Linked DNA regions of Mus musculus: region 1 is linked to region 2. The links are chromatin loops, found by intact Hi-C in ENCODE. Cell type or tissue: left cerebral cortex. All regions are shown on one strand.

Evidence for each region. A loop is a pair of places that touch in the nucleus more often than their neighbours do. Peaks named below come from ENCODE experiments on the same cell type or tissue, not always from the same donor. Only the 100,000 strongest peaks of a DNase experiment are listed, where the experiment ranks them.
Region 1: it touches region 2 in a loop (4-fold over the local background); 6 of 42 quality-filtered maps call a loop at or near these places.

Annotation. Positions count from the first base shown.
Region 1 is chr4:17,848,872-17,856,871 of GRCm38, reverse strand. It overlaps Mmp16 (matrix metallopeptidase 16), which reads right to left and starts at 3,580. Exons shown (of 11, transcript NM_001379519.1): 1 at 3,385-3,580; 2 at 3,020-3,226. The coding sequence starts at 3,151. In left cerebral cortex, CTCF peaks have their summits at 3,380, 4,148 and 4,789; DNase peaks (open chromatin) are centred at 3,594, 4,338, 4,390, 4,740 and 3 more places; H3K4me3 peaks cover 4,622 bases; H3K27ac peaks cover 3,503 bases.
Region 2 is chr4:19,328,497-19,336,496 of GRCm38, reverse strand. All of the region lies in intron 3 of Cngb3 (cyclic nucleotide gated channel beta 3), which reads right to left. Among named protein-coding and RNA genes, the nearest start is that of Cngb3, 52 kb to the right of the region's middle. In left cerebral cortex, a CTCF peak has its summit at 3,375 (motif pointing right); DNase peaks (open chromatin) are centred at 3,395 and 6,526; H3K4me3 peaks cover 981 bases.

The DNA of each region.
Region 1 (8,000 bases), 1.5 Mb after region 2:
GTGACGAATATGCACTGATGACTTAAGGAGCAATAGAGAAACACAGGCAATCTACCCATAGTACTATCTTTGAGAGTATCTGTTTTTTAATTTGATACTCTATTTGCTTTTTCAAAACCACACAAAAATACCTTTATCACTGGCTTCCATAAGAATATTATTTTTTCTACCACCCATTCTAAAAATAGGACATTCTAAATCTTTATTTTCTTAAAATCAGACAGGAATTAATTGACATGAATACCTCTGCCCAACCCCTTCTATAGGGAGAAAAAAAAAAAAAACAATACAGGCACCTTTTAACCTTAAATTATACAAATAAAAAGTATGGGAATGATCAAAAATTAAGTTCTTCAATGAATAAAACATTGTAATCTTAGTTGTCAGCATGAATGGAATCTCTCCAAAGCTCTGGTCCAACTTAATAACTTAGTGTATATATTAGGGAAAAAAAATCAGGATACTAGGAGCCTAAAGCATGATTGATACTACTGCTGGATATTTGGTTGTTTGGTTGGTTGGTTGGTTGGTTGGTTGGTTTGGTTTGGTTTGGTTTGGTTTGGTTGGTTTTTTGGCTTGCTTTTGAGAATCAATGGAATAAAGCATGCTTTTTGTGTCTGTTTTGCAGCCAAGACTAGAGTGTAGGGTACAAGTGCTTCTTCTGGGAAAGTAATGCAATATTCTTTCCGCTAGCATTTCCTATTACAAAGAGATATCGAGTAAATATTCATCAGGCACAAACACAAGTAAGAAATTGTTCTATTATCTTAGATACTGTATGATAATTTGATTTTACTATCAGCTACTTGATATAATATCACATGTGTGTGAATCTGTGTGTGTGTGTTTGTGTGTGTGTGTGTGTGTGTGTGTGTGTGTGTGTGTGTGTGTGTGTGTGTGTGTGTGTGTGTGAAGCCTAGACATCTAACCAAAGAAGTGCTAAAGAGCTTAAAAAGCTATTTGGAAATAATGCAAACTATGAAACACAATCTCCTATAAATCATTAGAAAAGTCCCTTTGTGTTAAGTAAGCTTACTAAGGTCTCAGAGGGCACATGACTCTTTCATCTGTCAGCTAAATCTTTGAATTGTTTAATAAGCATGGTTGAAATAACTCAAATGCCCTAAAATTGGAAAAGTGGCTCTGCAAACTATTCTTCACATAAACCTTGAGAGATGGAAGGAGATATTTGAAACGCAATGAAGAAATCATCTTTATAAAAGTATCTCAACCTCTTTCAGGTAACAATATCCGGTTGAACTGACTGAGAGATTCCAATATAAAGTAATACAATCTAACCTAGATTTAGCCTCACAAAACAAACCTAATAATCATCAAAACATTGATGTCATTTAATCCTGCAATGGTAAGTTAAGAGTTCTCCTAGCAGGCAGCTATCCACTCAGCCTCAGATTCTCACAGGAAGCAAGATGCTAACCAGGACTTACTATGCCTCACCCCACATCACAGTATCCTCTACCACCAAGCAACAGCCTGTTCTGTATATAGCATTACTAACAACAGCTTGCCAGTTTCATTCCTTCAGCCTATGAACTAGTCATTCCTCTATTGCAATTAAATTATCTACTCATTTAAATGTTAGTACACAATCCATAATGACAGCTAATTCCAAAAGTTCAACTTTGTCATCCAGAAAAGTCTGGACCTTCAGCTGCTTTCCATTGCTGCTTTTATGTAAAAAAAAAAAAAATCCATTGTGTGGTTTTCAAATTGTGGTTTCTTTAAAACATATCCCTACTTAACATCTGCAAACTTCCTTAATTCCTGTGATGTTGGCTTTTACTTTTTCAAATACGTTGCTTCTGCCCCGTTATATGGAGTCCAAAGTACAGTCCATAGAAGACTCTACCTCCACACCTGGCACTTATTATGAACACTTTGCTTATAAATTGGTTCCATGAAGCATGTTCAAACCGTGTGCAACAGGTCCAACTATTGTGTAAACAGGAGCTCCTAACACAATAGGAACAAGAGCCAGTTCTTTGCAACCGCAAAGAACCACACCAATCGGTGCTAATTCACTGGTAATTCTTTTTGAGATATATAAAGCTGTGATAACTACGGGAAGTTTGTGTTACCCAGACCCTCCCACACCCCCCACCTTAAGTGCAATTTTAGTGTAAGGAACTGTGCAACAAAAAGCCCAGGTGTGCACAGCTTTTCTCGACTCACTGCACATGACCAGCTTTAGAGCTCAGTTGATGACAGGAAGAGCACTTTCACGAAGGTCTGACAAGTCCTTCTCCTTAAGTTGCCCACTGCTGTTGCTATATGCTCCCAAAGGCACCACAGGAAAACAAATGGCAACCAAAGATGTCTAGGCTTTGTCATGTCAGTGTGAAATCAAATTTAAAACACAACTCCAAACTATTAGAAGGGGCCACATTTATTTCCAGTCTCTTGGGAAGAGAGAGAGAGAGTAGGCTCTTAGAGGAGATAGATTTCATGTGCTCTGTACAGTTAGATCTAGTTACAGCGTATTAAGTTAGGTCTAATAGAAAGACACTGTCTGCTTGAGTGTTTTATCACAAAGTGATGTTATTAAGCATATCAAGTATTCCCATACTCTCCTTGGATTCTTTGATTTTTACCTCCCTTTGTTAGACACAGACCACAAGGAGAAATATTGCAGGAACAATACCCAGGCACATGATGCCAACCATCAATGTGGTTTCCCTAGCTATGTATGCAGCATAAACTCAAGCTTTCTTATAAAACTACACATTTGCTCTACATAGAGCTTTGCCTCTTTCCTGGCTAAGCAGCACCGGTCTGCTACAATGTGTCTCTGAGCGTGCAGCATGGTGCTTTGTGCAGCTGGGGATAACGGATTGTTGGTCTCCAGGCATCCATCACTTAGAACCCTGGCAAACTCAACAAGGGTTTTGGTTGCTGACTGGAAAGAGAAACAATGTGCTTTGAGCCTCAAGGATCCAAGAAGTGAAGGAAAGGTTCCAGGGAGCAGCCGAGCAAGAGGATGGAAGCATGGTACTCTTACCTCCACATTGAAATACTGCTCCGTTCCGCAGACTGTAGCACATAAAATCCAAAGCAAGGTTTGCAAGAAAAACACACCCGAACGATGCACGAAATCCAACCTTCTTCCAGAGCTGAATGCGAGTAAGATCATAGTGAACTGTGCCTCAACGGATGGACGAGCTCCCCTGCGTTTTCTCCCTCTTTCCGAATGTCCACTCCCTGTTTCCTTTTAAAAAGAAAAAAAAAAAAAATCCAGTCCTGGGGTGGGTAAAAGCTTGCAGGTTCACCCACCCGTCCAGGGATGGGGATGGGCGCCAGGCTCGGCAGCCGGGGAGAAACAGAGGAAAGGCAGGGTCAGCGGCGGCAAGTGTTCACCATCCTCACCCGGCCGTCGCCCGGAACGTGGCGCCCAAGTTCACCCGCGGTTCCGATTCCCAGCGCCGCCGAGTCGCAGCCGCCGCCTCCAGCCCGTGCGTCCTCCGCCTTCTCCACCTCCTACGCCGCCGGTGCCCCCAGTTTCTGCGGGAAGGGCCTCAGCCGCTCCCAGCTCACTGCCTCCACTGCTCCTTCCCTCCTCTCTGCTCCCCTCCAGAATGTTCATCGGTAATCTACATAACTCCTCCTTCCCGGGGTCTGCGGGGATCTTGGGGGCCCCGCGCGCACACACACTCAAACCACACACGCGCGCGCACGCGCTCGGCCATACACACACACACACACACACACACACACACACACACACACACACACACACACACACACATACTCACTCACCCGAAACACACGCAGGCGCGCTTCTTAAAGGAGAAGACTCAAGGATGCCTTTTAGATACTGGTACACTGGATTGGGTACCGGGCCCTTGCGAAAGGCCCTAGTTCGTGACGAACTCTTCTTTTTCCCTATTACCTGTCCCTCATCTAGATGTCTGGTACCTAGCACTAGAGAAAATCGATTCTTGCTACACCTCTCTTGCCCCTTGCCCAGGCATCTAAAAACAAGTGCGCCCCTCCCCAACCAGAACTTGGGTGGGGCTTGGGCTGTGGACCCGTGTGGAAGCTGAGGAGCAGTCTGGGCCTGGTCCTGAAGGGTATTCAGCATCTTAGTTAAAGATGTTCAAAAAGATCCCTAGTGCTGGAAATCAGGAGTACACCCAGGTTCCTGTGTGGTGCTTGGTAGTCTGGGTCAGTTATCCAGACTCACCAAGTTTGTAAGACCGAGATGGCAAATTTCTGCCATCAAAAACTTTGTTAGGGTCCCTTAAGTCTGTGGCCTCCTGTCTCCCAGGAGAAACATTATACAGAAACATTATAGGCTCAGGAAATAGGCACAGGTTTTTGGTAGGAGACCAGTCAAAGCCAGAATGAAACTACCCTCATCAAATGAGTGGTAAACACTCATCAAAATGCAGGGGTTCCAAAGATGTGGTCTTTACTACATCTGAGAAAAAAGGTTGAGTCACTGGAGAGAAGACAGCAGTAGAACATGGATAGAAGCTGAGGAAAGTGGGAGCACTCACCACCTCAAAGGTGGTAATGGGGATTATGAATGTGAACAGCTGACATGGGCAGCATGCTGGGGGCAAATTAGAGAGGCCTGGGGGTCTGAAGGGAATCCAGAGCCCAGAGAACTGCAGGAGCTAGCTGGAGACTGCTGGTATGCCAGGCTGGCAAACAAAACCAGAGAACTTCAGAAGAGGGTGCAAAAATGGAGCTGAACAGAAGCAGTGTGAGGAGGTGGACAGGGGAGGCAGCAAACACCAGCCCTTGGCAGGTGACTTCTGGCTGGAGAGAAAGGGGGAAGGGAGTAGGGCAGGCATCTGTCTGGGGGCCTGGCCAATAAATGTGCTTCTCCTTGGCAGCCAGTAGAGGGGAAGAGAGGAGCCCACAGGAGGGAAAAGCAGCCAAAGCAAAGGCCAGCATTGTTCCAGGTACCTGACAGCTGCCTAGGCAAAATGGGAAAGAGAACTGACAAGATGTATTTCATGGTCAGTCAGTAAAGCAAGAAGTAGAACACAGGAGGTCACATTTAGTAAACAGATGGAAAATGTTGGGAAAAAAATAGCTTTCCAAACATTGCATTCAACAGTAATAATTTGTATATGAAATTTGGAGAGTGGAGGAGGGGCTGAAGACTAGAAGTTTCTTGTTACTGCTTTGCTAAAACCTGTGGAGCATGTACCCAGCATCTTGAGTTGAGCTCAGGGAGCCCTTTCTAACAATCTGCCATGGTGTGTATGTGTGTGTGAGTGTGTGAGTGTGTGTGTGTGTGTGTGTGTGTGTGTGTGTGTGTGTGTGTGTGTGTGTGTGTGTGTGAATATTTGTGTGTGTGTGTGTGTGTGTGTGTGTGTGTGTTTATTTGGGTGGTGAAGACATATTAAGAAGCTAGGCCACATACTGGAACCAGTTAAATTTGCTTAATATTTCCCATCATAGTATTTCATTGAATTTTCACAATATCTATGATCTTGTATATATTGTTGGGACTTGCTTGCCTCTGGTCAAGCTGAAAGAAAATCCTAGAACTGTAAGTTCATGAGAGAATCTTTCAAGGTATTAGAGTGGTTTGCAATAGAGATGGGTTCTTGGTATTCTCCTTTGCCATTTCAATGACATTGTTGACATGGCATGTGCACATTCATGTTCACATACACACACACACAAACATTTTTGTATGCCACTATATCTAACAAGATGCAAATTTGGACAGCTTTAAAACATTTCTTAGTCATATAGGTGCTGTGGAAACACTGATACACATTTCCAAAAGAAATATTTGTGGAAAGAACTCTAATTTGTGAAGGACTTGCTAAATGAGCCAGAATATTAGAGGACAGTTATCAAGGAAGTGGAGGAGAGGGTGAGGGATTTCTCTAAGAAAATTTGCAAGGAAGAAAGAGGGACGTTTAAGTGTGGAAGTATGTAAAGGGTGCATCATATATGTAGATAAGATACCAGTCAGATAAATGTAAATACATATAAAGAGAAGGGAATCTTTAAAATTATTCATGAGATTTGGTATGGGAACAAACAGATTATAAAGAGATTATAACACAAAATTTCAAAAGCAATCAAATTAGAATGACTGAACACATGGAATGAACTCAGAAGTCTTCAAATAATAAACTTATGGAAAAAATGGATTTTCACGACAGGAGTTAATAAATGAATAAACACTAAAAATAATAAAAAGTGAAGTTACTTGCAAACATTTATTAATCTGAATAATGAATATTCACCAGTGAACTAGGAATGAAAAAGCATTTGAAATTTTAGAAACAGTTAACTAATAGGATACAATCTCATTTCAGTAATGGAATTCAGGATATAGTTCAGAGTGAAGAATATTAATTATCACAACACTGTAAGAATGCAGTATGATTTCCCTCTACAATGTCTGGAGAAAAAGTCACAAAGTGATTCTCATAGAAACTTTGAAACTAGGAAGATAAGTAAAGGAAAGACATGTCAGACCTGTTGTGCAGTGAAGCAATGAATATGTGAGCAGGCATCAGTAGAAGTACAGACATTGTGTAAAGGGTAAAGGCTGGAGCGTGTTTACCAGTCAAGGTTAGAGATCACTGGGATGAGGAACAAGAACAATGCATGCTAGACTCAGCCTTATGCTTTACTCTGAAGAAATTCTTAGAAAGAGGTCATTGAGTTTGTTTTGCCTTTATGAAGTTTGTGAACTATGGAAACTTACCTTCTCAAAGTTCTTGTATCTGTGTCTTCTCAAATATCTTTGCAGACATTTTGTCATTCTTACCTAATAAGTCTGGTATGCATTCAGCTGAAACCCTGAGGAACTGAATTTATTGTCAGGGATTTATCATTCCATTTCTAATCTATTGTCTATGTTTCCTTTTAAGGTGCAGCGATATAGGAAACTCTCTGTTTTCATATCTACTAATAACATGATTTTAGTTAGTGCCCTTCTCAGAGAAGTTTTTAACCTGTCTATAGTAAATTAAAATACTATCATCTTTCCCTTTAGGGTATAAATGAAATCTTCTGCTGTAATTCCTGCCTTTTGCTGTGTGTGCTTTTCTATCAGATGCCCTCTTTCTTATAGGAATTTCAGAAAACTAATAATCCCATAATTGCCTGTTCCTAATGAAAACAGAGGAGAGAAAACTAATATGAAAGCTAAGAAAAAAGTGTAATTGCCCCTGGCAAAGGCCTAAGGCAATTCAATAAAATGTCTTATGGGAGTTATGGGGACTGAAAAAGCAAGTAATACCTATATCCTTTCTGAGAACAATGGCAGCTAGTTAAAAGTGAGCACTTCCATGACATGTTGGTATATGAGGATGATTATAATTGTCTACAAAACAATAGCTGTAAATTATATTCTTCACAACACCATTGAAACAGATTTCTTAAATTATAACCTTAAAAATGATTTCTGTACTGTGGGAAGTTACATCAACTATTATACTGTGACAGCATATGTGGTTCCTTCCTTATAAAACTTTTTTTAAAAATTTTTATTAGGTATTTTCCTCGTTTACATTTCCAATGCTATCCCAAAGGTCCCTCACCCGCACCCCACCCCCACTCCTATACCCACCCACTCCCCCTTTTTGGCCCTGGCCTTCCCCTGCACTGGGGCATATAAAGTTTGCAAGTCCAATGGGCCTCCCTTTCCAGTGATGGCAGACTAGGCCATCGTTTGATACATATGCAGCAAGAGAGAAAAGTTCCTGGGTACTGGTTAGTTCATATTGTTCCACCTATAGGGTTGCAGTTCCCTTTAGCTCCTTGGGTACTTTCTCTAGCTCCTCAAATGGGGGCCCTGTGATCCACCCAATAGCTGACTGAGAACATCCACTTCTGTGTTTGCGAGGCTCCGGCATAGTCTCACAAGAGACAGCTATATCTGGGTCCTTTCAGCAAAATCTTGCTAGTGTATGCAATGGTTTCAGCATTTGGAAGCTGATTATGGGATGGATCTCTGGATATGGCAATAACTAGATGGTCCATCCTTTCATCACAGCTTC
Region 2 (8,000 bases):
ACAAGTCTCAACAAATACAAGAAAATTTAGATAACACCCAGTTTCCTTTTTGACCACAATGGATTAAGGCTGGATGTCAATAACAACAGAAACAAAAGAAAGCTTACAAATTTGGGGAAGTTGAACAACACACAACTGAATGAAAAATGGGTCAAGATGGAAATGAAGAGAGAAATTGAAAATGTTGAATTGAATGAAATTCAAATGCAGCAGACCTAAACTTATGGAATACAGTGTAGGGGCTTCTGAGAGGCAAGTTCACAGCTGTGAGTGTCCACATAACAATATTGGAGAAATCTCATATTAGTAACTTAATGATACACCTGAAACCTCTAGAACAAAAGAAAAAGTAACCCTCAAAAAGAGTAGATGAAAATAAATAATTAAACTCAGGGATGAAATAGAAAAAAAAATACAAAGAATCAATGAAACAAAGAGTTGGTACTTTGACCAACACTTATCCAATTTAACTAAAAGGCAGAGAGAGAAAATCCAAATCAACAAAATTAGAGATGAAAATGGGGGACATAAAAACAGATGCCAAGGAAATCTAGAAAATCATAAAAGCATACTTTAAAAACTTCTACTCCACCAAATTGGAATATCTTAAAATGTGGATTGTTAGGAGACAGTTCCTGAGCACAGCCATCTCATTAGTTGTTGTGCCAGGAAGTGTTCATTAACCCCAAATGACCACCCAGGAGCTGACTTCAGTGTAGATGTAATAGCACTATGGTATTTTATTTCCAAGCTAGAGCTTGGGCCACACCACATCAGTAATGCAGCAGGACAGGAAGGTGGAGCTCTTAGCAGGACAAAGCTTTATAGGAAATGGCAATTAAGGAGGGATTTCATCCTGTCAAGCATCTAATTGTGTGACTATTGTAAGCTGACAGGTGAGGGCTCTGAAGCAAAACCATGAACCATTATAAATGGTCTGAAAGTACATCTGAAATGATCAGACTAATCTTTGATTGGCTGTTGCTAATAAGTAGCTAGGGTGTGGCCAAGGACAAACCATGATGTCCTTCCTGGTACTTGGGTTCAGCTTGGGTTCAGCTCTAGGTCAAGTTCCCAGTGTAGAGGAATGCCAGGGCCAGAAAGCAGGAGTGGGTGGGTTGGTGAGCAGGGGGCTGGGGGAGGGGATAGGGGAGGGGATTTTTGGAGGGGAAACCAGGAACAGGGATAACATTTGAAATGTAAATAAAGAAAATATCTAATAAAACAAAACAAAAGAAACAAATAGACAAAAAAAAAGATAATTTTCTGGATATATACCATCTACCTAAGTTAAGTTAAAATCATATAAGCAACTTAAACCTATAACCCCTAATGAAATAGAAGCAGTAATTAAAATTCTTCACCACCCCTCAAACAACAACAACAACAACAACAACAACAGCAACAACAACAACAAACCAAGAAAACAAACCAGCAAGAAATAAATGTAAAAGCAAGCAAGCAAGCAAGCAAGCAAGCAAGCAAGCAAGCAAGCAAGCAAGCAAGAACAGATTGGGAGTTGGCTTTAACTCAGAATTGTATCAGACTTTCAAAGAAGAGTTATTGTCAATACGCCTTAAATTAGTCCACAAAATAAAAACACGAGAAACATTGCCCAATTCTATTTATGAGGAAGCAAGTCCCCTGACCCCTAAACCACCAAAAAGCCTAACAAAGAAAATCATAGACCAATCCTTCCTTCCTTCCTTCCTTCCTTCCTTCCTTCCTTCCTTCCTTCCTTCCTTCCTTCCTTCCTTCCTTCCCTCCCTCCCTCCCTCCCTCCCTCCCTCCCTCCCTTCCTTCCTTCCTTCTTCCTTCTTTTCTTCCTTCCTTGCCTCTCTCCCTCTCTCTCTCTCTCCTTTCTCCCATTTTCCTTCAGTCCCTCCTTTTTTTTTTTTTTTAACCTTATAGGGCTTTTGCTTATGTTATGGTTTTTGGTCTGTGTTTTACTTAGATTTCCGTGTGTGATAATGTGTGTGTGTGTTTGTGTGTGTATCCACATGTGTTTCTTATACTTTTCTTTGGCTCTTTTCTTCTGATTGTTTGTTTGTTTTGTTCTATTCCAATTTGCCTGTTTTTACTTTACCTTATTTTAATATTATTTATATATACCCGTTTGTTTTGTAACCAAGGTTATGGATTTGTGTAGGAGAGGAAATGGAAATTATTATCAGGACATCTATGTGAAAAAATATTTTCAATAAAAGAAAAAGTCAGTGTCATTCCAAAAAATGTTTCCTTCCTCTTTTCTCTTTTATGGATTTTAGGAAGTAGCTATTTTTAAGGTAGGTTGAGAGGATCAATAATTCTCCTATCTGAGACCTAGTCTCCAGAGTGTGTGTGTGTGTGTGTATTTCTACTTGAAGCTATGTTACATTGTTCTAGTATCTGCACTTAAAACACCTTTGACAATGAACACTATACATTTCAGAATATTCTTTTAGGCTATTACGTACAAAAACATGGTTTATTTCAGGGTATGGATATTTCTAAAAAAATTGGTGTCATCTGATTTTTTAAAAAAGAATAACCATTAAGATATGCAAAAGTTGATTTTATACCTTCTTTTTTTCAGCACTTTAAAAACATTTCTGCTAATGTGAGCAGTCCAAATATGGAGGAATATTGGTGAGCATGTTCGATTACTGTGAGGCCAATGTGAGCACATCTGCTCGTTCTCACCTTCTAACTGATGCGTTTGAAGCCGTAGTCTTCTGTTTTCATCTACTCACATGTCTTTTATGTGTCACGTAGCTGTTAAAAGAGTATTGTTTTGAGATAAGCTAATTATCCACATAAATTCTTGTCATTTCTTTGGGCTTCAAAACTTGAGGATTTGATGAAAATTCGTTTTAATTTGAATATAGCCAAGCTAATTTTACTTTTAGCTCCTGAGATCCTTTTGAGTCTTCTGTATGAGGGAAGAAGGTAAAATCTCGGGGCAGATGCTACACCACGGAGCCTTTTATCTTCCTTTGAATAATCTTTCTTATAATTTGTGATATATTGTCATCTTTGTCCTTCTTTAACAAATTTGTTCTCTTTTTATTTATGATATTTTTATTTCACATAAGACTAACCAGTTTCACAACCCCAACTACGTAAAACAAACCTGTAACTGTATTTATAGGCTCATCACAGTAATCATTTCTCTTAAGATAAAAGCGCCGTCAGAGAGAAATTAAAGACAATGTTCTGTTAATCAGGAAATTTGGAGTTGGGAGGAGAACAAGAAATTAACAGCTTCAGGTTATATTTTATTTTATTTTTTCCTGAATAGGAATTCTCTGATATCGGAGAATTGAATTTCTATTGTAATCATTCTCTCCCTTTGATCTCCAGCTTTTCCGGTTCCGCAAGGGAATCGAGAAGAGGAACGCTAGAGGGCAGTAAAGGCGCATTTTACAGACGCGAGACTTGCGGCTTTTCAGAGGTGGTTCTGAGCCAAACTCCAGCTTTGTTGTGACTGATTTCTTCCGTGCCTGGTTCTTAGATTAATCCACGCTTTGGTTCAGGAGCCCCCTGTGTAGAGGGAGCAGCGCTGGGCGGATGGTTGAATGCTGCCAGAGAGTACTACAAACAAGTTAAGCCTTGTTTGGTTCTTGTGGTGTGAACTTATTTGTATTTTTTCAGCAAAGAATGAGAATTGTTCGGATTATGAGCCATTTTTTTTAACTTTTATTTTGTGATGTTTTCAAACTTTCTATGATAGTGTACATGAGCAAAATTACCCCAGTAGAAACAATAAATAGGATAAAACTTAAAAATTATATTGCTTCTTTTGGGAAAATGAGTTTCATGGATTTATTATAGTGTGTTTACATGAAAGAGTGGAACACAGGAGAGTCATGGAAAGGACAGGCCAGGGTCTCTGGTGGTCTGCATTTCTCTCTTTAAAACCCAGTTATCCTAATGTGTGTTAATTATTGACACTTAGACCCTCACTCAGAAAATATGGCCCAGGCGTTCATGAGAAGACAGGAACCAATAGGCTGGCATCTTTACAGCCAGTGGCTCCCTTCACTGTTAGTTCAATCTCAACATAATGAAACAAGTAGTCATTAAGTGTACCAGAAGGGATAATTGTGATGTCTAGAATTTATGTAGAACTATACAATCTAGTGATCAAAAACTAGGCCAGTACTATGGCTGAATAGCGTCCAATTTTATTGCTTCTAAGCAGTCAAGTTTATAGCAAATTATTAAAAAAATTGCGCTCATTAAAGGGACAAAAGGGATGGAAGGCAATCTGTGGGCTGCATTTCCCTACAGTGTTAATTAGGGATGGTGAACAACGATCTGCAAAGAAAACTGAGCTACTCCAAGTGTCAGTGGAGAGGAAAAGGGACAGAGGCATCCCAGGGACAGGATCCCATGTGGGTTCCTGGGAGCGAAGCTCTGCCTTATGAGGGTCCATATTCAGAAAAGCCTTGTGGACTTTGACATTTTTCTGAAGCCGGGCTCGGAAGGACTTTCTTCCTGGGAGATGCACCCTTGACCCTGAACTTTCTCTGTTGATTGTTCCAGGAAAGGGAAAGCTTGGTGAGACCAGGAACTCCATGTGGGGCACGGTAGCATGAAATGCTTCCCAAGAACTCTTACTACAGTTTCTCAGACGTTGATTCTATAGGTCTTCATGTGCAGTAGAGATCCTAAGAAAATTATAATCCGAGCTGACTTTTGCAGACCTCCCTTGGCATCTGTCTCTTGTAACATGTATAAACGAGAAGTCAGATACAGGTGTTTCAAAGAATTAGTGACTTTCAAAGACCACCCTCTTCTTACTATTTTTTTTTTTTTTTAAGCATCATCTGTATGCACACACTGGAGAAATGCTAGTGTGGTTTTTTTTTGTTTGTTTGTTTGTTTTTTTTTTTGTTTTTTGTTTTTTTTTTTTCATTTAGGAGAGTTAGAAATGGGGGACTGGAAATGTCACTTAAGAAACAGATTGGGCATAAATATTGGACTTGAAATTAGTGTAAACTAGCTCACGTCCAAGCGTTTAAAAGCTGTCCACAGACAATAAGCTGTTCCCTATGATTTCCCAAAACTGCCTTGGAAGAAGCACATTGTCTCGGATTTCTAATTATCTGTTCAAGTCCTTTGCCAATATTTCACAGTGAGTGGAATTCTCCTATGTATTTCTGTTAGCAGGGAGGCAGCCTTTCCATTTGGCTAATTAAACCTACAGTCTGGGAAAGTTTTCACTGTTTTAAGTTTTGTGTTCAGTCTTTCTCAGCGCTTACCAGCCCACACTGTAATATGGTCAGCAGACTAAACTATTAACAACAAATAACTCTGGGGTATGAGGAAAATGAAGATACTGGCCGGATGTTCCCCAGGATCAAAGTTCACATTTTCACCCATGCAGTCTGTGAATACACAGCGAAAATTACCTGTGGGCCACAGTGTTCCAAATGGAGGGATTATCCTGGATTATCTACCTGGGTTCAAGCTAATCATGTAAACCCTGGAAAAGTAGAAAACCGTCTCTGGCTGCAAGCAGAAGAGAGATTGCATACAGTTTTGGTTTTTTTTTTTTTTTTTCTCAAAGCTGAAATACCCAGGGCAGAGTAGATTTCAAGGATAGATAGAGCTGACAGGAAGATGGGGGCTAGAGAGCAGTCCCATCCTTCCTGACTGGCACTGCAGATGCTTCACTGTATGGCCTGGTGAGCAGGAAGTTGGTACTCCCTAGGTATGCTAAATTTGGGTCTGTTCCAACACATGAAGTTCATCCAAATGCTTTGGGTCCTAGTGAGACTCAGGAGTTGTAAGTAGTGCAGAATCAGTCACTGAGTAGAGAAAACAAAGAGAGACAATGCTGGTTGCTGATATTGTTTATCTGTTTAGGTTTTTACCAGGTTGGAGATTATAAGGATTGTTAGTTCAGTACCTTCTAAAATTTATTTATTTATTTATTTATTTATTTATTTATTTATTTATTTATTATTGGTACCTCACATTGGTAGTGAGTTAAGTATGGTAACTTCACTGTAGGTTTTTTAGACATTACTTTTTGATAAGCAGAATAAAATTATTTCATATTATGATTTATATCCTTCAGTGAATATTATCCTTCAATATAGGAAGTAAAGTACATTTTCTTAGCCTGCTGAAATAAAAAATCTGATCTCAGCAGAAAATATTAATGCTTGAATAAAGATTGTATTTTCTAAGGTGGTGGACGAGATGCACAGTCCTTCTCACCAGATTATAAGATCTATTTTAAGTCTCCATAAACTATATGTTACTTTTTTAGTTTCTTTCAAAACACATGTTAGTATGTCTCAGACAAAACATTCATTACTCTAAGAAATACCCTCTGCTTCTAATTTTCAAAGCATATGAGTAAAGGCCTTGCTAGTTAGTGTGAGAAAAAACATAGCATTGAGCTTCCAAGTAGGCAGAAGTACAGCAGCCTACAGAATGCTTTCATGTGGCCACACTTGTATCTTAATCCTGGGGGAAGCAAATTCTTTCTTCAATTAGCTTTGCCCTGAATAGAAGGCTCAGTGTATCGCACCAGCCAGTGTCCTTGTGCTGTGTAATGATGCCTTAGTCACTGCTTCCCTTTCATTCCAGTTCTCAATCATGTCCTAGATTTTGGAGGAGAACATCTAGTGTGATCAACAGTGATTACAGAGCAGTCTCCAAACCTGGCTGTCACCCGAGTCATTAAAATACCCGTAGCTGAAGTCAAGCAGAGAGGAAATCAAAGGCATATATATTCTTTTTGTTCTTGAGCAGTTAGTTAAAACACAAGGGTCCAACTTGGTTCTTAACCCTAAATAGCTTAGAAGTACATTAAACTGTGAATTTCATGGGGTCTATTAGGAAACATTTAGTGATATTTGTGATCAAAATCTTATTAAAACAGACACACAGCTTGATCATATTGTATTCATGGGTATGCATGAAGTTATTTAAGGGAAATTAACATGATGATATCTTAACTTGAATGAGTTAAGAATAGTCACAGATTTATAGAAAACATGTTATCTTCCCTCTAAAATTATACAATTTGGGGATTTCATTCATTCATCCATGTATTCATTTCGCATTTACTTATCATAGTCATGGAACTAAGAATATAAAAATAAACATAACAGTATCTCACTCTCCAAAACTTTACTTTCTAGTGGAGGGAGAAAGATGATGTCCACATTTATAGAAACACAGACCATAGGTGATTACAAATGCTATGATGAAAAATAGGTCAGAAGAAGGAAGGTGAGAGTGAGCTACAGCTGTTTATTTTTCACACAGCGGTCAGAGAATGCTCTTCCAACAAGGTGACATTTGAACAGGCCTTGAAAGAAGCAAGACATCCCAGGAAGACTGTAGGAATGTGACTGGGTCAGAGGGAGAGGGGAGGAGAGAAAGGAACTTAGGTCATAGAAACAGTAAAGGTTGAGATCTGATGGGCAGCTGATATGGATCTCTGGGGGACATCATAAAAACTTCAGCTTCAACTCAGCATGAGATGAGAGGCCACTGGAGACTCTGGAGAGAAAAAGGTTGATTTATAGATTTTTTCACTCTGACAGGTCTATCCATAGGTCATACGAGGGTGAAAACTGAAAGCTAGACCAGTTACTAGGTTACAGCAATGGCTGTGTGGCAGAGGACAGGCCACAGTAGTAGCAGTGATAAAGCTTAAATAGCATATGATAAATTATGGATCTATCCCCAGGAAATAACATAGTTTGACTATAGAGTAGGAGAGAAAGAATATTATAATTTTTTTGTCCTGACCAAATGCTGAGTAAAGATGTCTTATACTGAGATAGGAAATTTCTTACAAAGCAAAGGTTTGGGAGATCCAAGAAAAAAAATTATGATTGGTTTTGTGCAGGAAGCGGGTGCGGCCACAGGCCCTGTGAAACCCACTTGTTTACTGCCTTGCCTGAGCATGTGGCTGCAGGCGTGGGCTGCCTGCCAGGCTGGACTGTTCCTCGTGATTGGGACCTGTCAGCCTATCTGTGAACGACCTGAGC